Linked DNA regions of Homo sapiens: region 2 is linked to region 1. Evidence: read pairs that join two places in POLR2A ChIA-PET (ENCODE). Cell type or tissue: GM12878. All regions are shown on one strand.

Region 1 (4,000 bases):
CATTTAGGGTAAAGTCATTATTATGACTGTTACTATCTTAGAGACAAGGTCTTTTGCTATTGCCTAGGCTGAAGCGCAGTGGCACGATCATGGCTCACTGTAGTCTTGACCTCCTGGACCCAAACCATCCTCCCACCTCAGCCTCCCTAGTAGCCGGGACTACAGATGTGCACCACCACACCCAGCTAATTTTTAATCTATATTTATTTTTTGTAGATAGGGTTCCACTATGTTACTTAGGGTGCTCTTGAATTGCTAGCCTCAAAGCCATCCTCCTGCCTCAGCCAAAGTGCCGAGATTATAGGCATGAGCGATCCTCCCTGGCTGATTTTTTTTTTTTTTTAAGTATAATGCTTTGTATTATTTTCTTGGTAGTTCCCCTAGGTTTACAGTATACATATGTAACTTATCCCAGTCTCCTGGCCAAAGTGCCGAGATTACAGGCATGAACTGTCCTCCCTGGCTGATTGATTTTTTTTTTTAAGTATAATGCTTTGTATTATTTTCTTGGTAGTTGCCTTAGGTTTGCAGTATACATGTGTAACTGATCCCAGTCTCCTGGCCCTGATGTTTTACAGCTTTAAGTGTAGAAACTTTACTTCTGCTTGGGCCCATTTACCCACCCCACTTCACTATAAATGTCTTAGCACTTAACAGACTTTGAATGCCACATCAGGTGGTTTACTTCAGTCATCAACTGTGATTTTAAAAACTCATTAGGAGTAGGAGATTATATTATCTTTTCCCCCCTTTTGACTGAATAAAATTGTCCCTTTTTTTTTTATTACCTATTCTGATGGTCTTCTTTCTGAGGCTCTAAGCCTTCTTCTGTTGTCATTTCCTTTCTGTTTAGAGAACTTCCTTTAGCCATTCTTTAACGATCAGTTTGCTTGCAACAGATTCTCTTAGCTTTCCTTTGTCCAAGAATGCCTGTATTTCCTCTTCATTCCTGAAGGATACCTTCACATTGTTTCAGAAGAGAAATCTACTGTCGTTTGAGTTGGTCTCCTCTCCGAGTTCATGCATTGCTCCTCTCTGGCTGCTTTGAAGAGTTTTATGTTTAGTTTTCAGAAGTTTCATTATGATTTGTCTTGGCACAGGCTTCATCCCATTTATTATATTTGGGGTTTGCTTGGCTTCTTGAATCTGTACATTTATGTCTCTTGCCAAATGTGGGAAGTTTTCAGCCATTATTTCTTGAATGACTATTTCAGTCCCTCTCTCTCATCTCCTTCTGGGACTCTGACATACGGCTGTTAGCACTTTTGTTAATGACCTCCGGGTCTCTGAGACCCTGTGGCCTTGTTGAGTGGGGTTGGAACATCAGCTCCCCTCTGGGCGTTGCTGATTCTAGGGAATGGGAGGGGGTAGCAAAGCGACAGCTAATCCAGCCTTCCCCCCTCCCACCCTCCCATCCCCTCTTTCTGCCTCGTGGTGGGGGTGCACTTCCCCACTGGGCCCTGCTGACACCACCCTGGTGAGGGAATTGGAGCACCTCCTGCTTCTTCCAGGCAGAGAATGGGAGGTGAGATCCCTGCTTGGCCCTGCCAGCACTATTTGACATGCCACTTGGAGCATGTCACCTGGTTCCTTGAGGGTAGAAGATCAATTTCCCCCTCAATTCCACTGAAACCTCAGTGGGTGGTATATGTGGTTTCTCTGCTGATGTTTTCTCTTGTATTTGTTTTTTGTTGTTGTTGAGATGGAGTTTCGCTCTTGTTGCCCGGGCTGGAGTGCAGTGGCGCAATCCTGGCTCACTGCAACCTCCGCCACCCAGGTTCAAGCGATTCTCCTGCCTCAGCCTCCCAAGTAGCTGGGACTACAGGCACGCACCACCATGCCCAGCTAATTTTTGTATTTTTAGTAGAAATGGGACTTCACCATGTTGGCCAGGCTGGTCTCGAACTCCTGACCTCAGGTGATCCACCCGCCTCGGCCTCCCAAAGTGCTGGGATTACAGGTGTGGGCCACCGCACCTGGCCTTCTCTTGTTATTTGGAATAGGACGGGCATTGCCAAAAAGGTCTGCTGTTGTAAGAGCATCCTTTTCTGGGTCCTTTGGCCAAGAACAGGCTCTTCTTGGAGTTCTTTTTCTCTGTACCTTTTGGCTGTTCCAGCTTGGAGGCTTCTGCAGCGCCCATCCTGGGTAAGTAGGAGGCAGTAAGGACACCCAGAGAACTCACTGCCTTGTCATCCCTCAAGTCCTGAGGTCGCTGGGTAGCCTGCCGCCTTCTTTCCACCTGCTTTCTGCACTTGCTGGTTGTGTTACATTCAGAACTTTCTTTTTAGCTGTAAGGGGGCAGACCTGGGAGGAGTAGAGCTGTTACTTTGTGGAAGTCTCCATCATCCTGGTCTTTTTACTCAGTGTCTGGGGCTTTTCCATCTTGATCACAGTTGTGCCTGAATTTGCACATAGGATTTCTGTTAGATAGTGCGAGGACTTCATTACCTCACTCTATCCTCTGCAGTTCATTATTTGAATCTACTAGTTGCTTTGATTTTTTTGTAAAGATTGCCAGTAAGACTTTCTAGTTTATTCTTTTTTTCTTAAACAATAATCAAGTTTATTAAACAAATTTTTTTAAGTATTATAAAATGTTTAACTTTCATCAGCTTCAAGGTTTATGCTGCTCCCAAATTTTGCATACAACTGAACTTTCAAATCTGCTCACACCCACTGAATTGCTTCGACTTTGGATTCTAAGGCGTCAGTTGCTTCTTGCAAATTTTTATTTGCTGCTTCTAACATTTCCTGTGTTTCTTCTTGAGAATGGCTAATGAAGACATCACCGATTTGATAAGGCATCATTAAGCAGTCAGCATCTGCAAGCATGGTACCGTCACGAGCATCTTCTACGTTTTGGAGTTGTTTCTGTTTTACTTCTATTTCTTCCTTCAGCTCTGTGATTCTACTTGTATTCCATGCAAATTTGTTTATCTTTTGTTGCTCTTCGAAAGTAACATTGACATCTTCTGCAGCCGTCTTCTTCATGGTGGCCACCATCTCGGGACTGGAGAACAGCATGAGACAATGGGACTTTGCCCCCAAGCGCGCTCTTGCTCCCTGTCGGCCCAGAATTCCCTGGCAAATACAACCCTGTCTCCACATTCCCTCCCCTTGGACCCATGGCCAATGATCCCTAAAAGCTGGGACACAGGGAGGAAATGTCACCTGGAAGGACTTGGTACATGCCAGTTAAAGGGACCGGCAACCCCCGTGGGCCAACATCAATGGGGGTGTGGGGAACAGCCTAGTTTATTCTTTTTATTTTTCTAATTCTACAGATGATATCTCGTCACTTCCTGACTGGGCTGTCCTTAAAGTTTGTGTATTTGGTGTTCCCGAAGTTGTGTAATAATGCCTCTGGTGGTGGGGTGTGCCTCAGGCTGTTGGAAGACATCAGGCCAGCTTAGATTTATCTCACAGTGCTTCCATTCCCTGACTTATGTGTGATGCGTTAAATCCCAAGAGCGTTTTCATTACTAAATTTCACATCCAGTTAGAAGTGGATAAAATGTTAGCTGTCTGAAGGTTCCTTGTTATATAGACTAGAAGTCCTAACCATCCACATGATTGCATTAGTGTAGCCTTTAGCCACCCCAAGGTAGACTTGTCTTATATGCAGATGTATAGTCACGCATCGCAATGTATAGTCATGCATCGCGATGCATAGTCACGCATTGCTTAACGACTGGGATCCCGTCCAGGAAATGCATCGTTAGGTGAGGTTCTTACGCAAACATCCTAGAGTGGACCTACACAAACCTAGATAATATAGCTGACCGTATACCTAGGCCTATTGCTCCCAGACTGCAAACCTGTACCGCATGTTACTATACTGAATACTGTGGGCCATTGTAGCACAATGGCAAGCATTTATGTATCTAAACATAGAAAACGTGCTGTAAAAATCTGGTGTTATAACCTTATGGGACCACCATCGTATATGTGGTTCATCTTTTACCAAAACATCATTATGCAGTGCGTGACTGTTTGGCTG
Region 2 (4,000 bases), 210 kb before region 1:
ACTTGTTGAGTGCCAAAACCATTGCACCTACATCAGCTACAGAAAAGAGCAGAGCTTTCAGTGGAAATTTTAAACAAGTGGGATCAAGATCCTGAAGCATGTCTTCAAAGAATTGTAGCAAGAGATGAAACATGGCTTCACTGGTACCATCCTGAAGACAAGGCACAATCAAAGTAATGGCTACCAAGAGGTAGAAGGAGTCCAGTCAAAGCAAAGCAAGAGTGAAGCAGTCAAGAGCAAAGGCCATGGCAAGAATTTTAGGGGATGCTCAAGGCATGTTGCTTGTTCTATTTCTGGATGGCCAAAGTACAATAATATCTGCTTATTGTGAGAGTATTTTGAGAAGGTTTGCCAGAACTTTAGCAGAAATACGCTAGGGAAAACTTCATCAGACAGTCCTTCTCCTCCATGGCAATGCTCCTGCTCATTCCTTTCATCAAAGAAGGGCAATTTTGTGAGAGTTTCAGTGGGACATCATCAGGCATCTACAGTACAGTCCTGATTTGACTCCTTCTGACTTCTCTTTGTTTCCTAATCTTAAAAAATCTGCAAAGGGCACCCATTCTCCTTCAGTTACAAATGCGAAAAAGACTGCATTGACATGATGAAATTCCAAGGACCCTCAGTTCTTTAGGCATGAACTCAATGGGTGATATCATAATTTTCCAAAGTGTTGACCTTGATGGAGCTTATGTTGGGAAATAACATTTATATTTTTTATTTTTATATTTTAATTTCATTTCTCAATGAATTTTTTGAAGTCTCCTTGTATACTGACATTTTTGTAGGTCTCTTGCACAATTGTTATTTTTTAAATTGTCCTATTTATTTATATTTAAAAGAATTATTTTCACTTATTTATTTCAGTCTTTCTGAGTTCCTTTTTCCTAGATTTTTTTTTGAGACCTTGCTCTGTTATTCAGGCTGGAGTGCAGTGGTTCAATCATGGCTCACAGCAGCCTCCAAATCCAGGGCTCAAGGAATCCTCACACCTCAGCCTCATGAGTAGCTAGGACCATAGGTGTGTACACAGCCAATTTCTAGGTGTTTGTTTGTTTGGTTTTAGAGATGGGGTCTTGCTATGTTTCCCAGGCTCCTCTTGAACTCCTGGCCTCAAGCAATTGGTCCTCTTGCCTCAGCTTCCCAAAGTGCTGGGATTATAGGTGTGAGCCACCACACTTGGCCCCTAGATTTCTTTTTCATTTTATTGTCATCCATTCTCAAGGAACTTTTTTCTTGAGGAGTGCTTAGGAATTAAATTTCCAAAGTTCCCTGCATGTTGAGGAAAATGTTTATTTTGCTCTCACACTTAATTGATGATTTGGTTGAAATCAGAACTCTAAGTTTAAATTAAATGTCCCTGAGAACACTGATGCATGACTTCCTTGTCTTTTAGCAGCCAATGTTGCTGATGAGAATTCTGAATCCCACTGGGAACTTGGCATCAGTGTGCATGATTTTTCTCTCTAAAAGATTTTAGAGCCTTCTCATTATCCATCTTTTTTTTTTTCTTTCCTGAAATGTCATGAGGCTATATCTAGGTACAGATCTTTTTCATTCATCCTACTTGGCCCTCCGTGGTCTCTCTCCTCATGAAGAATCATGTCATTCTTCAGCTCGGACAAATATTATCGTTATCTCATGATTAATTCCTCCCTCCACCTTCTCTCTTCCTGCTGGAACTAAGTAGACATTGGTCTTTCTGAATTCATCATTTAGATCTCAACTTTTCTCTCAAACTTCTTCTTTCTTTTTGGGTTTTATTTAGTTCTCGCTTTCCAGCCCAGCAGATAGACCTCACAGACATCTTCTTCCAGCCCTTCTACTGTATGTTAAATTTTATTTTATTATTCGAACAACCCTATTTTTAATTTCCATGACCTGTTCCTTTATTCAGGCAGCCTGTTTCATAGTAATTTGTTCTTATTTGATGGATGTGATCTCTGCTCGAATCTCTCTGCGGATTCTCATTGGAGGATCTTTTTGGATCATTATGTTTCATTCCCTTCTCATCATTGTTTCTTCCCTTCCTGCCCTTGGGAGATGATTGTCCAATTTGTTCATCTAAGTCCCACCCTTTCAAGCTGCTGATCTCTGTCCATGTTTGGGAAGGTCCGTGTTGACTCGTGTGGAGTTTCCTTTGTCTTTTCCAACCTCTGTATGGAGGAGAGGCCAGCTGGGATAACGGGGGGCAGGAATACTGTGTCAACAGGCAGCCTTGACTCCAGGGCTATGCTCTGAGAAATCTGGTCTGGGGACCTGTGTCCTTCAGTGCACCGGTCCGCACCAAGATAAGAGCCGAAACTAAGACTAAGCATTTAGAAACTTTTATAGCAGTTTTGACATTGACACGACAACCAAGCATGATCGGCCAGCTTGTGTCTTGAGTGTCTTTTTTAAAATTCTATTTTCTAGTAATTAATTTTTATTATATTTCACAAAAGTATCAGGCCGTAACAGATTAGAATTTTTTTTAAAGGCAGGAGGGGTTGGGGGTGTCTTTCGCTGCAGATGGTTCCAGAAGCCCTGCTTTTGGGAACCCAGGCAGGGAGAGGCTACCCCAGCCGCCCCCCTGTTATGACATGAGGAAGGGCTTTTGGGGCCCATGCCCCCATTCTAAGAGCATTTGCCCCTCTGAGCAGCTTTTCAAAAATTGATACATAATATTTTATATATTTATGGTATGTGTGTGATTTTTTTTGAGACAGGATCTCATTCTTGTTGCCTAGGCTGGAGTGCAATGGTGTGATCACAACTCACTGCAGCCTCAACTTCCTGCACTCAAGTGATCACCCCCATCAGCCTCCTAAGTAGCTGGAACCACAGGTGCGTGCCACCATACCCAGCTAATTTTTTTTTTTTGAAGAGATGAGGTCTTGCTATGCTGTCCAGGCTGGCCTTGAACGCCTGGGATCAAGCGATCCTCCCACTTCAGCCTCCTGGGTAGCTGGAACCACAGGTGCGTGCCACCACACCCAGCTAATTTTTTTTTTCTTTGAAGAGATGGGGTCTTGCTATGCTTTCCAGGCTGGCCTTGAGCTCCTGGGCTCAAGCGATCCTCCCACCTCAGCCTCCTGAGTAGCTGGAACCACAGGCACATGCCACCACACCCAGCTAACTTTTTAAATTTTTTGTAGAGATGGGGTCTTGCTATGCTGTCCAGGCTGGCCTTGAACTCCTGGGCTCGAGCGATCCTCCCACCTTGGCCTCCCAAAGTGCTGGGATTATAGGCGTGAGCCACTGGGCTCAGCCTTTTGTTACATGCATAGAATGTGGAATGATCAGGTCAGGGTATTTGGGGCATCTATCACCTTGAGTATTTATCATTTCTCCATGTTGGGAATAATTCAAGTCCTCTCTTCTAGCTAATTTGAAATATACAATACATTGTTGCTAGCTACAATCGCCCTACTCTGCTGTCCAGCATTAGAACTTGTACCTTCTATTTAACTGCATGTCTGTACCCATCAAACCAAGAGTTTTCACTGGAAAGATCTCTCTGGCTTCGGCCTAGGGGGGAAGCTAAAGTGGCACAGTGGAGGGTTGGGGGAGGGAAGTGGGGCAGCCGTACCTGCCCCAGCAGTCCTACAGATGATGCTCCCATCAGTCACTCGGTGTCTGCCCTTCCTCTGAGACTGCCTTCAGTTCAATCCTGACAGATCTGAGGGGTTCTACAGTAGGAGAGTCACTCTCAGCTCTGCTGCTGACTCCCTGCTCCAGGCTCTGAGCCGGGGCTCCTGTCCACTGCCGTCTGCCTCCCAGAAATGCTTCTCACCTCTTACCTGCATTCTTTCCAGGCACCTTTTTATAACCTATCCCCCACTGTTCTTGGCAGGTAAATTTTGTGTTTAGTTTGCTATCTTTTTTTTAGAGACAGGGTCTCACTGTGTCACTCAGGCTGGAGTGCAGTGGTGTGATCATGGTTCACTGCAGCCCTGAACTCCTGGGCTCAAGAAGTCCTCCCACCTCAGCCTCCCGAGCAGCTGGGACTACAGGCACC

Evidence for each region. Peaks named below come from ENCODE experiments on the same cell type or tissue, not always from the same donor. Only the 100,000 strongest peaks of a DNase experiment are listed, where the experiment ranks them.
Region 2: POLR2A ChIA-PET joins it to region 1 with 5 read pairs; 4 of 35 experiments call an interaction of 5 or more read pairs at or near these places.

Annotation. Positions count from the first base shown.
Region 1 is chr7:2,834,624-2,838,623 of GRCh38, reverse strand. The region is part of intron 1 of GNA12 (G protein subunit alpha 12); the gene reads left to right. It also overlaps the pseudogene PFDN4P1. Among named protein-coding and RNA genes, the nearest start is that of GNA12, 7.7 kb to the left of the region's middle. In GM12878, no CTCF peak of the experiment used is centred here; no DNase peak of the experiment used is centred here; H3K4me3 peaks cover 459 bases; H3K27ac peaks cover 201 bases.
Region 2 is chr7:3,048,937-3,052,936 of GRCh38, reverse strand. No RefSeq gene overlaps it. Among named protein-coding and RNA genes, the nearest start is that of CARD11, 7.1 kb to the right of the region's middle. In GM12878, no CTCF peak of the experiment used is centred here; no DNase peak of the experiment used is centred here.